Linked DNA regions of Homo sapiens: regions 1, 3 and 4 are each linked to region 2. Evidence: chromatin contacts called from ENCODE Hi-C or POLR2A ChIA-PET data. All regions are on one chromosome and are shown on one strand. The core of a region is the stretch at or near the end of the contact, and the rest is flanking DNA. Distances in the headings are between cores, read along the strand shown. Region 1 holds the start of DGCR8 (DGCR8 microprocessor complex subunit). Region 2 holds the start of CRKL (CRK like proto-oncogene, adaptor protein). Region 3 holds the start of MAPK1 (mitogen-activated protein kinase 1). Region 4 overlaps UBE2L3 (ubiquitin conjugating enzyme E2 L3).

Region 1 (2,700 bases), core at 190-2,689, 840 kb after region 2:
TGAAGATGTCAAGGAAAGCTGGCATTAAAGTCAGGAGGCTGGGTGACATCACAAAGGAGAGGGCTACAACAAGAGAGTCTAAGACTGGGCAAGCCAGCCAGAAGCACATTTCCTACCCCAAGGTCACGGTGAGACTACAAAACAACCCCTGGGAAGTGCTCCACACAGCGCCTGGCCGCAAAGGGCTCAAAGGGGAGCTCTCTGCCCGTAGGCCTCCCCACTGCTCCAGCTGACCAAACACCGCATGCAAACCCTGCCTTGCCAACAGGACTATCGGACAGGAACGGGCTCACGGCAAGCTCCCCTGGACCCTTGGCACGGGGAGAAAACCCGTACACTTGGACAGCACCCTTCCTCCTAGCCCACTTGCTGTGTTGGCTAACAGAGGCACTGGCTGTGACGGGCCAGCACCAGTGCCAGCGCCATGGAGGCTGCCTTTTGGTCAAGTCTCTCCCGCTGCAGCCTCCCGCCCAACCCAGCGGCAGTATGACCTCATCCGTTCCTTTTGTCATCCTCCAACAGGCCTCATATCCCGCACTTAGAGGCAACACTGGGTACCCCGGGCTGGCCATTCACTCCCTTTTGTGAGTGAAGGCCTGCAGCAGGGTTTGGGCCACTCCCACAGCTGGGAGTCTAGTCTGGCCAGGAAACAGTGGATCCTCGCCTGGTGGTTGGCCTCGAACAGTCGACAGCCAAAGACAGGACTGCCGTGCAGGAACAAGGTACATGCAAGCATGCAAAAAGGCAAATCAGACTCCTGCCACAAGAAACCCAAGTCCATCGGTTGACACCAGACAGGCATCACTGTCAACAGGTTGCCACCTTCCATTTATTTCCGCCATGCTCATTGTTACAATAAAACCGTATCCCAATTATCTACGTGACACTCAACCCGTGAGCATTCTGTGGACAAAAAGACTTAGGCGACTTCTTGGATTTCCCAAACTGTGTTAAAGCCGGCAGGGTCCCAGGCGAGCACTGGCCCTGTCCACACCTTTCCCGCCTGAAGGCGATGCTAGGCTTCGGGCCCTCCGGGAGAGGAGCCTCTTTACCCGGGCGGACAGCGACGAGAGTCGGCAACGCCTGGGCCCGGGGCCCGCCCCCCAGCCCCGGAGGCGTCCCCACCCCGCGCTCTCCACCGCCCGCGGCCATGTTGCCTCACAAAGGCCGGGCTCCGCGCCCCCGCCCCGCCCGCGGCCTCGGTCCCGGAGGGAGGCGGGAGGGAAGGGCGCGCCCTCGCGCAGGCCGCGGCGCCCGCCCAACCGCCCGCGGGCGCCCCTCGCGCCCCGCACCTACCTGAGGCGCCCGCGGGCTGCCCAAGCCGCCCGCAGCCAAACCACAGCCGGGAAAGCCTCACCGACCGACCGCCGCAGCCATCTGGAAAGCCTGTCCAGGCTCTCCGGTCGCCGGCACCCGCCTGCCGCGCCGGGCGAGCGGAGGGCGGGCCTTCGCGGCGTGCGGCCAATCCCCGCGCGCGGCCGCCCCGCATTGGGGGAGCCGCAGAGCGCGCTGCGGAGGCCGCCAATCGGCGGCGCGTAGCGCGTGTGTCCGCCGCGCGCGGCCCAATAGCGCGGCCGCGCGGGAGGGACCAGGCGCCCAGGCCGCGGTCGCGCTAACAGTCGCTGCCCAGGCGGGGCTCGCTGGACTGAGGGCGGCGGCCGCGAGGAGCGCCGGGAACGGGAAGCACCGGGAATGCCGGGAGCAGGGGAGCGCGGGAAGCTCGGGGAGCGCGGGGAATGCCGGGAACAGGGAGCGCGGAGTACGCCGGGAGCGGACACGCAGACGGGCCACCTTCGGTGGACACTGCAGAAGAGACCGTGCACACACAGGCGTTACACAACCCTGTTAAAAGCATCACTGTATCAGACATCATCATTTATAAAGAACGCGTGTGCTCAACTGTCTGGCGCTGTCCCCTTTGCTAATACAGGATTTCCAAAACAGGGAGGGTTCGGCCGGGCACGGTGGTTCGGCCGGGCACGGTGGCTTGCGCCTGTAATCCCAGAGTTTTGGGAGGTCGAGTCAGGAGGATTACTTGAGCCCAGGAGTTCGAGACCAGCCTGGCTAACATAGTGAGAGCCCAGTATCTACAAATTTTCTTTCTTTTTTTTTTTTTTTTTGAGGCGGTGTCTCGCTTTGTCTCCCAGGCTGGGGTGCAGTGGCGCGATCTCAGCTCACTGCAACCTTTGCCTCCCGGATTCAAGCGATTCTCCTGGCTCACCCACCCGAGTAACTGGGATTACAGGCGCCCACCACCACGCCCGGCTAATTTTTATATTTTTGGTAGAGACGGGGTTTCACCATGTTGGCCAGGCTGGTATCAAACTCCTGGCCTCAATTGATCTGCCCGCCTCGGCCTCCCAAAGTGCTGGGATTACAGGCATGAGCCACCGCGCCGGGCCCAAAATTATTTTTAATTAGCCGCGTGGTGGCGGGCGCCTGTGGTCCGAGCTACTCGGGAGGCTGAGGTGGAAGGATCACCTGAGTCCAGGAGTTCCAGGCTGCAGTGATCCGAGATAGCACCACTTTCACTCTAGCCTGGGCGGCAGAGTGAGACTCCGTCTCAAAAAAAAAAAAAAAAAAAAGGAAAACGAGGGTCTGAGTAAGTGAGGGTACAGCTCTTCCTTAGACTAGCTTTCCTGTCAATAAATGTGGAAGGAATAGTGGAAATAGAAAAATTTTCCACTGGGTAGCCACCCC
Region 2 (2,700 bases), core at 201-2,700:
GCATTTTGGGAGACCGAGGCAGGCGGATCACGAGGGCAAGAGATCGAGACCATCCAGGCCAACATGGTGAAACACCGTCTCTACTAAAAATACAAAAATTAGCTGGGTGTGGTGGCGTGAGCCAGTAGTCCCAGCTACTCGGGAGGCTAAGGCAGGAGAATCGCTTGAACCCGGGAGGCGGAGGTTGCAGTGAGCCGAGATCGCACCACTGCACTCCAGCCTGGCGACACAGCGAGACTCCGTCTCAAAAAAAAAAAAAAAAAAGAGGTTTTTAGAAAAACCAACAAATCCCTGCATCAGTATTACACCCAGAGAAAGTCACGAAAGGCAAAAAGCGTGCATTTTAACTATGCAACCACCGTTAAACATTCAAAACGCATCCTCTTCACATTGAGAAACAGCCTCGTGAGAGGGAAAAAAAAAAAACGCATCCTCTTATCCAGTGACCCAGATCCTGACACTAGCTTTCTGTTAGGAAGGCCTTCTGGAAAATAATTTGGTTCAGAATGCGGGGAATATGGGTTCAAGCGCGCCCCACCCCCCTATACAAGCACTCTTCGACAGACCCGGTTCTCGACCTTCCTCCGCGGTCGGGGAGGGCTCTCGCGTACCTGGGCGCAGGCTCGATGAGGGTGGTGGTGTCCAGGTAGTGGATCTTGTAAAACTCCAGCAGGGCCGGCAAATGGTCAAATTCCTGGTCCCCGATCTTAAAACGGCGGTTGGGCAGCGAGTTGATGATGTAGTGGGAGACCCGCGAGTTCTCGGACACCGACAGCACATAGTCCCCAGGGCAGGTGGAAGAATCGCGGACGAGGAACATACCGTGGCGCTGGCCCTGGAGCCGGGTCTGCGCCTCCTGGCGAGACACCGGCCCCATATACCAGGCGGAGCGGTCCGAGGAGTCGAACCTGGCGGAGGACATGGTGTTGGACCGGGGACTCTGCGGCGGTAGGGGCGGCGGCTGTCCTCGCCTGCTCTGCACGCCTTAGCCCGGCAGACGGCTTTGGGGCCGAGGAAGGGCCTCTCGCACACCTCGAGGAGCGCTCAGAGGGCTGGGCCAGCACTTTCCTCTCGGCTCCGGGCCCGCAGCATCCTCCGACGCCGCCCGCCTGCTCCGGGGCCGCCACACGGAGAGAGCCGCCCGGGAATGCACGGCAGAGCCGGGGGGTCGGGGCAGGCAAACCCGAGCCGCAGCGGAGGCCACCCCGGGGTTCTCGGGCTGCTCGGCGTCCCAGGGGTGCCTCCAGTGACTCCCGGCCTGGAACGCGCCGGCGCCGCAGCTCGACGGGTCTTCACCGACCCCCGCCGTCACACGAGGCACCGAACTCGAAGGAGCGTCGCGCCTCCGGGGTGCTTTTGCCCAGCTTGTTCCCAATAGCCACAGCAACAAAATGGCGGACGCGGGAGAAGCGGCAGCCACCTCCCCCTCCGCTCAGCGCGCTCCGTCTGCGCACGCGCTGGGCCCCGGCTCCCGGCGGCCGCCGGGGCCCTCCCGTTACGTCACACAGCGCAGCCAATCAGGAGCACCGTCGCGACGATCAGGGTGGGCGCTGGTCGCGCCCGCTCCCGCGTTCCAGGAGGAGGCTGAAGAGGCGCCGGCGGTAGGCACTCTCTTCCTGGGCCGCTGCGCGCCGCTGGGGGCGCTGCGGCTGCCGGGTCTCCCAGCGCTGGCAGGAAAACAGCTGGAGCCGAGAGGGAACCGCGTTTCGAAAACCTGCTTCTGGGAACAAAGCGTAACGTGCAGGCTGAATCGCGGGCCAGGGAGGCGTGGCACTGAGGCGACCTGGCCAGCCTAGGGGCCTGAGGGAGGTCAAGGACTGACAGGTCCCGATGGGCCGAGGTGGCCCAGTAAAAGGATGAGCCCAGGGGCAGATGTGACCACCAGATAGGTGACTGACTGAATGACTCAGTCCCCAGGTGGCCTGATAGGCTAAGGAAGCCCTAGTGGCTACGTGACCCGCTAAATGGAGTGAGAGGAGAGAGAAGGTGAGGGTTAGATTGACTCAATTAAGTGGTCAAGGAAGTCCACAAGTGGGTAACCTGGCTATCATGGGCTCTGAACTGCTGAAAGTAAAATACAAATGCCTCTCGGGCGTGGCCCCGAGGCTTCCCCTGCCCCGGATTATGCCTGCTTCTGCCTATTTATTAATCCCTATTTGTTTTTGTTTGTTTTCTTTCTTTCTTTCTTTCTTTCTTTCTTTCTTTCTTTCTTTCTTTCTTTTCTTTTTTCTTTTCTTTTCTTTCTCTCTCTCTCTCTCTTCCTTTCCTTTCCCTTTCCCTTTCCTTTCCCTTTCCCTTTCCTTTCCTTCTTTCGACGGAGTCTCGCTCTGTCACCAGGTTGGAGTGCAGGGGCGCGATCTCGGCTCACTGCAACCTCCGCCTCCCGGGTTCAAGCGATTCTCCTGCCTCAGCCTCCCGAGTAGCTGGGATTACAGCTGTCCGCCGCCATGCCCTGCTAATTTTTGTATTTTTAGTAGAAACGGGGTTTCACCATGTTGGCCAGGCTGGTCTCAAACTCCTGACCTCAGGTGATCTGCCTGCCTCAGCTTCCCAAAGTGCTAGGATTACAGGCGTGAGCCACCGTGCCCAGCCTGTTTGTTTTATTTTGTTTGTTTTTGAGACAGGTTCTCCTTCTGTCACCCAGGCTGGAGTGCAGTGGAACTATCATGGCTCACTGCAGCCTTGATTTCCCCATCTCAA
Region 3 (2,700 bases), core at 201-2,700, 950 kb before region 2:
TAATTAATCTTTGTTGATGTCTAGAAGTCAAGAGTTGATGGTTTTAAACTTGGAAGAGTTGAACAAAGAGGATATAGGGTCTGCCGCTCTTCCTTCTCCCTCCAAACATGGCAGGGGAAAAGGTTCAGAAGCAGTGCCTGGGTCATTGTCCGTCTCGTTGTCTTAGCTTTCCTTGGTATCCACCTGCTTCAGGACTCTAATTTTTATTTTTTCAACCTCTGTTGTTTGTGACTGTTTCTTAACCTGGTGTGTCTCTTTTTCTCTAAACCTCGATGTTTTGGTTTTAGTGACTCTATCTTTGCATTTCTATTTCATTACCTGCTCTGTCAGCATTTCTGCCTATCTGTACCAATCTCGGTCTGTCTCTGAACGCAAATGTATCTCTCATGTGTTTCGACCCACCACCCCCTAATCCCTTACTCTCTGCTTTGTCCTCCTGCCTCAGCCTCCCAAGTAGCTGGGATGACAGGCGCCCACCACTGCGCCCGGCTAATTTTTGTATTTTTAGTAGAGACAGGGTTTCGCCATGTTGGCCAGGCTGGTCTTGAACTCCTGACCTCGTGATCCGCCCGCCTCGGCCTCCCAAAGTGCTAGGATTACAGGCGTGAGCCACCTCGCCCGGACTTAATTTTTGTATTTTTAGTAGAGACCTGGTCTCAAACTCCTGACCTCAAGTGATCCGCCCGCCTCGGCCTCCCAAAGTGCTGGGATGATAGGCGTGAGACACCGCGCCCTCCCTTCTGCTTTGTACTTCTTCATCGTACTTATCACAACTTGAGCATTACACGTATTTGTCTGTCTCCTCTCTCTAAAAGGTAACTTCTATAAGGGTGGATCCCCAGGAACATGGAGTGTGCTCAACAAACATCTGAACTAACCTGATTGGCGTATCCTCTCAGTGTCTCCTTTTAGTCTCGACAATTGTGTTTCACACTTTCTCAGTATGCAAATATCTTTCTCGGTCTGGGTCATGCCTTTCGGTTTCTGCCCCAGTGCAGAGGCCTCTAAGTTTATCAGCGTGTGGACCACAGATTCGCAGAGGCCTGAGCTGCGGCGCTGCCGGGATATGGCGCGTCGTCGGGCCTCAAGCACAGCCCGGGGTCCCTCGCTGGCTCTGTTCGGACCCTGCTCGGTCGCTCGCCTGGGCCCCAGCCATCTCTCACTTCAGCCCATGAGTTCTGCCCCACGTCTGTCTCCCTGGGTGTCTTAAGAGACGCGACCCGCACCGACGCCCCCGCGAATGCACCGCGAATGCACGTGACCGCGCCTAGTGGCGCCCCCTCAGTCAACGCCGTCGCAGTGCCCCTCCCGAAGCCCGCCGCTTCCGCCGGCCCGCGCGGCCCCGCCCCCAGCCGCGAGGAACCAATCCGCATGCACACTTCTTGTCCCCGCCCCGGCACCCTCCTCGGCGCGCGCCCCTCCCTCCGCCCGCCCGCCGGCCCGCCCGTCAGTCTGGCAGGCAGGCAGGCAATCGGTCCGAGTGGCTGTCGGCTCTTCAGCTCTCCCGCTCGGCGTCTTCCTTCCTCCTCCCGGTCAGCGTCGGCGGCTGCACCGGCGGCGGCGCAGTCCCTGCGGGAGGGGCGACAAGAGCTGAGCGGCGGCCGCCGAGCGTCGAGCTCAGCGCGGCGGAGGCGGCGGCGGCCCGGCAGCCAACATGGCGGCGGCGGCGGCGGCGGGCGCGGGCCCGGAGATGGTCCGCGGGCAGGTGTTCGACGTGGGGCCGCGCTACACCAACCTCTCGTACATCGGCGAGGGCGCCTACGGCATGGTGTGGTGAGTGTCCGCGACCGGCCACGCCCGGCCCCCCCACCGCCCGGGGCCGCAGCGGACGCAGCCTCGGCCTCGCCCGCGCCTCGGCCTCAGGCGCCGCGGCGACCTCGAACCCGGACTTCACCGCGGTCCGCGCGCCAGGGCTCGGGCGCGGCCCCGGGCCGGTTGAGGTTTAGGTGTTGTTGCTCGCGGTTCCCGGGCCTTCGGTCGCTCGGGAAGGGGCTCAGGGAGTGGCGCGGGGGGCGTAGGCCGGTACTAGTGGACCCTTGGCCCCGGGCGCAGCGCGGCCTTTAAAGTCTGGACCCTCGGGAAGGCAACGGAAGGGTCCCCACCCCTCAATTTGCTAGTATCATGGCCTTCTTTTGGACTTTCGATTGTAAAACTGTGAATTCCATCAGATGCTTGTCGGTGTTGGCGGCGGTGGCTGCTGAGGTCCTGAAAGCGTTTTGCCTCCGCGTGTGTGCAGAACACCGAAATAATCGTTTTTCTCTCTTCGCCTCTGTTTGCAGCCAACGGCTTTCATTAAATATCCTCAGCGGTGCTAATGGTGGTCTCCGCGCAGGCTTTCTAAAATGGATTACTGACGCCAGTGTTGGTGGCATATTTCCGTCTTGAAGTTTTTACTTCTAAGTGGATTTTAATATCGTACTGCTGGCGTTTCAGGAAGGATAAACTAACATTACTCTCTTGATTTGTTAAAGATCCGTTTAGAGTTGGGCCTAATTTGACTTTTTTTTTAGCCCCCAAGTGAGCTCTTTTACCAGCATAAATGCTCCCAGATGTTTTAGCCCAATTGCTATGGACTCCTGTTAATGATTTAGTGGTCATTATGTATGCAGCCTTAATGGAGTTCTTGCAGAATCACACGTAGACTCCCTCATCTTGATTCAGGTCCCTTAGAAAAGTGAAATGATAGTGACGGTTTTTTTT
Region 4 (2,700 bases), core at 201-2,700, 670 kb before region 2:
ACCTGCACTGCACAAGACGGTCCTGTGGACAGAAACTATTTAGCCCAAAATGCCAATCATGCCGGGCGCAGTGGTTCACGCCTGTAATCCCAGCATTTCGGGAGGCCGAGGTGGGCGGATCACGAGGTCAGGAGATCAAGACCATCCTGGCTAACATGGTGAAACCCCGTCTCTATTAAAAATACAAAAAAAATTAGCCGGGCATGGTGGCGGGCGCCTGTAGTCCCAGCTACTCGGGAGGCTGAGGCAGGAGAAAGGCGTGAACCCAGGAGGCAGAGCTTGCAGTCAGCCAAGATTGCGCCACTGCACTCCAGCCTGGGTGACAGAGCGAGACTCCGTCTCAAAAAAAAAAAAAAAAAAAAATTCCAATCATGCCTCCACTGAGGAAAACAACTTCAAGAAGATAAATTCAGGCCAGGCGCAGTGGTTCACACCTGTAATCCCAGCATTTTGGGAGGCCAAGGCAGGCAGACTGCTTGAGCCCAGGAATTCAAGACCAGCCTGGCCAACATGGCAAAACACTGTCTCCACTAAAAAAAATACAGCCCGGGTGCAGTGGCTCACGCCTGTAATCCCAACACTTTAAGAGGCCAAGGCAGGTAGATCACGAGGTCAGGAGTTCAAGACCAGCCTGGCCAAGATGGTGAAACCCCGTCTCTACTAAAAATACAAAAAATTAGCCGGGCGTGGTGGCAGGCACCTATAATCCCAGCTACTTGGGAGGCTGAGGCAGAGAACTGCTTGAACCCAGGAGGCGGAGGTTGTAGTGAGCCAAGATTGCGCCACTGCACTCCAGCCTGAGTGACAGAGCAAGACTCTGTCTCAAAAATAAATAAATAAAAATAAAAAATAAAAAAAAGTAGCCAGGCATGGTGGTACATGCCTGTGGTCCCAGCTACTTGGGAGGCTGAGAGGTGAAAGCGGAAGAATCACCTGAGCCCTGGCAGTCAAGGCTGTGCAGTGAGTCAAGATTACAACCACTGCACTCCAGCCAGGGCAACTAGAGTGAGACCCTATCTCAAAAAAAAAAAAAAAAAAAAAAGAAAGAAGAAAAATTGGAATCATTCAGAGATCAGTTCCATCTGAATATCTGAGACTCAAAAGGCCAGATGACTCAAACCCTCAAGATGGTTGTAAACCCTCAAGCAAAACTGTGCCCCGATAACTGAGAATGGTCCTGACAGTGAAGAATTAGGGAAGGAATTGAAGGAAACCAATGTAAATTCCAAGAAGTGGAATTCAAAAGGATGTTACAAATGACAGAAGAAAGGACCTGATAAAAACCGCAAGAGCAGCCCAGCTCTAGAACAGAGTTAGGAAGACCAAAGCCAAGAATGACAGATGCTTACAAATAACACTCCCACAAAGGTTTGTTTCAGTTCTGCTCAGAGCAAGAAGCAACCCAAGTCAGCTGCTCAGGGCTGATGGTGCAGTGCTGACAAAGAGAGAGTTCAAGGGAAAGCACCAGGCAGCTCACACATTCCTTCTCTTGATGGGGACAGCAGGCTTCCCAACCAGGGCAGGTGGTGCAGGAGAAAGAGAGCAATGCTTCTCAGAATGAGGTCCACTTCGGAGCCCAAGTAGACTTCAGTGTATAGAGGGGAACTGAAAAAGCCCAGGGGTGCCACCCAGCTCCTGAAAATGGAAAACACCCATGCCCCAAACTCAACCCCAGAGAGCTTGATGCCCACTCCAGGGCAAAGTGTGAAGCATGGCAGAGAGGGATGGTTACTTAACAGCTTTGCAAGCACTAACAGGAGAGATGGGCCCTGGGCCCCAGCAGAAGGCCACGGACTCAAGTCCTGAGAGGAGATGGGAGAACAGGACACTGCTGTATATAGCCAGTGCTCAGTCACACAGCTCAGATGTACACACCTGCGTCTTGGCAAAGCAGTTAACAAAGTTCCTCTTTTGCTTCTTTTTGGGGTCTACAATGAGGCCTAGAAAACTGTTCAAAATCTCCCCAGGTAACCCTCACACAAGGCCAGGTTTCAGAACCCCTCAGGAGCCACTAATCAAGAAATCTAGGCGAGGCGCGGTGGCTCACACCTGTAATCCCAGCACTTTGGGAGGCCAAGGCGGGTGGATCACGAGGTCAGGAGATCGAGACCACATGGTGAAACCCCGTCTCTACTAAAAATACAAAAATTAGGTGGACATGGTGGCGCCTGCCTGTAGTCCCGGCTACTCGGGAGGCTGAGGCAGGAGAATAGCTTGAACCAGGGAGTCGGAGGTTGCAGTGAGCCGAGATCGCGCCACTGCACTCCAGCCTGGTGACAGAGCAAGACTTCGTCTCAAAAAAAAAAGGAATCTATGCCAGCGCCAGGCGTGGTGGTTCATGCCTGTAATCCCAGCATTTTGGGAGGCCAAAGCAGGTGGATCACTTGAGGCCAGGAGTTTGAGACCAGCCTGGCTGACATGGTGAAACCCCATCTCTACTAAAAATACAAAAATTAGCCAGGCATAGGGGTGCATGCCTGTAGTTCCAGCTACTCGGGAGGCTGAGGCATGAGAATTGCTTGAACAAGTGAGACAGAGGTTGCCGTGAGCCAAGATCACACCATTGTACTCCAACTCCAGCCTGGGCGACAGAGCGAGAACCTATCTTAAAAAAAAAAAAAAAAAAAAAAGGCCGGGCACAGTGGCTCACACCTGTAATTCCAACGCTTCAACACTCTGGGAGGCTGAGGCGGGTGGATC

The links. Hi-C counts contacts between places; a loop is a spot of excess contacts on that map. ChIA-PET counts read pairs that join two places held with the same protein, here RNA polymerase II (POLR2A). Pooled maps may share reads with other maps.
Region 1: a pooled map shows a loop between it and region 2 (10-fold over the local background). The contact joins the promoter of DGCR8 here to the promoter of CRKL in region 2. A Hi-C loop is called at or near these places in 5 of 50 pooled maps. POLR2A ChIA-PET finds 5 or more read pairs at or near these places in 3 of 52 experiments (K562, WTC11 and activated T-cell).
Region 3: a map of K562 shows a loop between it and region 2 (6-fold over the local background). The contact joins the promoter of MAPK1 here to the promoter of CRKL in region 2. A Hi-C loop is called at or near these places in 2 of 168 maps with a recorded cell type or tissue (K562 and OCI-LY7), 2 of 37 single-sample maps with no recorded cell type and 9 of 50 pooled maps.
Region 4: a pooled map shows a loop between it and region 2 (4-fold over the local background). The contact joins the enhancer-like site here to the promoter of CRKL in region 2. A Hi-C loop is called at or near these places in 1 of 50 pooled maps. POLR2A ChIA-PET finds 5 or more read pairs at or near these places in 2 of 52 experiments (GM12878 and activated CD4-positive, alpha-beta T cell).

What each region holds. Positions count from the first base shown.
Region 1 is chr22:20,078,980-20,081,679 of GRCh38, reverse strand. DGCR8 (DGCR8 microprocessor complex subunit) reads right to left here and starts at 1,439. Exons shown (of 14, transcript NM_022720.7): 1 at 1,297-1,439. RefSeq lists an enhancer at 621-680 and a silencer at 941-1,560.
Region 2 is chr22:20,916,157-20,918,856 of GRCh38, reverse strand. CRKL (CRK like proto-oncogene, adaptor protein) reads right to left here and starts at 1,450. Exons shown (of 3, transcript NM_005207.4): 1 at 612-1,450. The coding sequence starts at 922. RefSeq lists an enhancer at 734-793 and a silencer at 1,084-1,533.
Region 3 is chr22:21,866,395-21,869,094 of GRCh38, reverse strand. MAPK1 (mitogen-activated protein kinase 1) reads left to right here and starts at 1,450. Exons shown (of 9, transcript NM_002745.5): 1 at 1,450-1,773. The coding sequence starts at 1,655. RefSeq lists a silencer at 1,280-1,519.
Region 4 is chr22:21,586,806-21,589,505 of GRCh38, reverse strand. The region is part of intron 1 of UBE2L3 (ubiquitin conjugating enzyme E2 L3); the gene reads right to left. Among named protein-coding and RNA genes, the nearest start is that of UBE2L3, 20 kb to the right of the region's middle. RefSeq lists a silencer at 1,290-1,349. Within about 2 kb of position 1,450, at least 4 of the 41 ENCODE cell types and tissues checked have a DNase peak (open chromatin) inside an H3K27ac peak, as active enhancers do.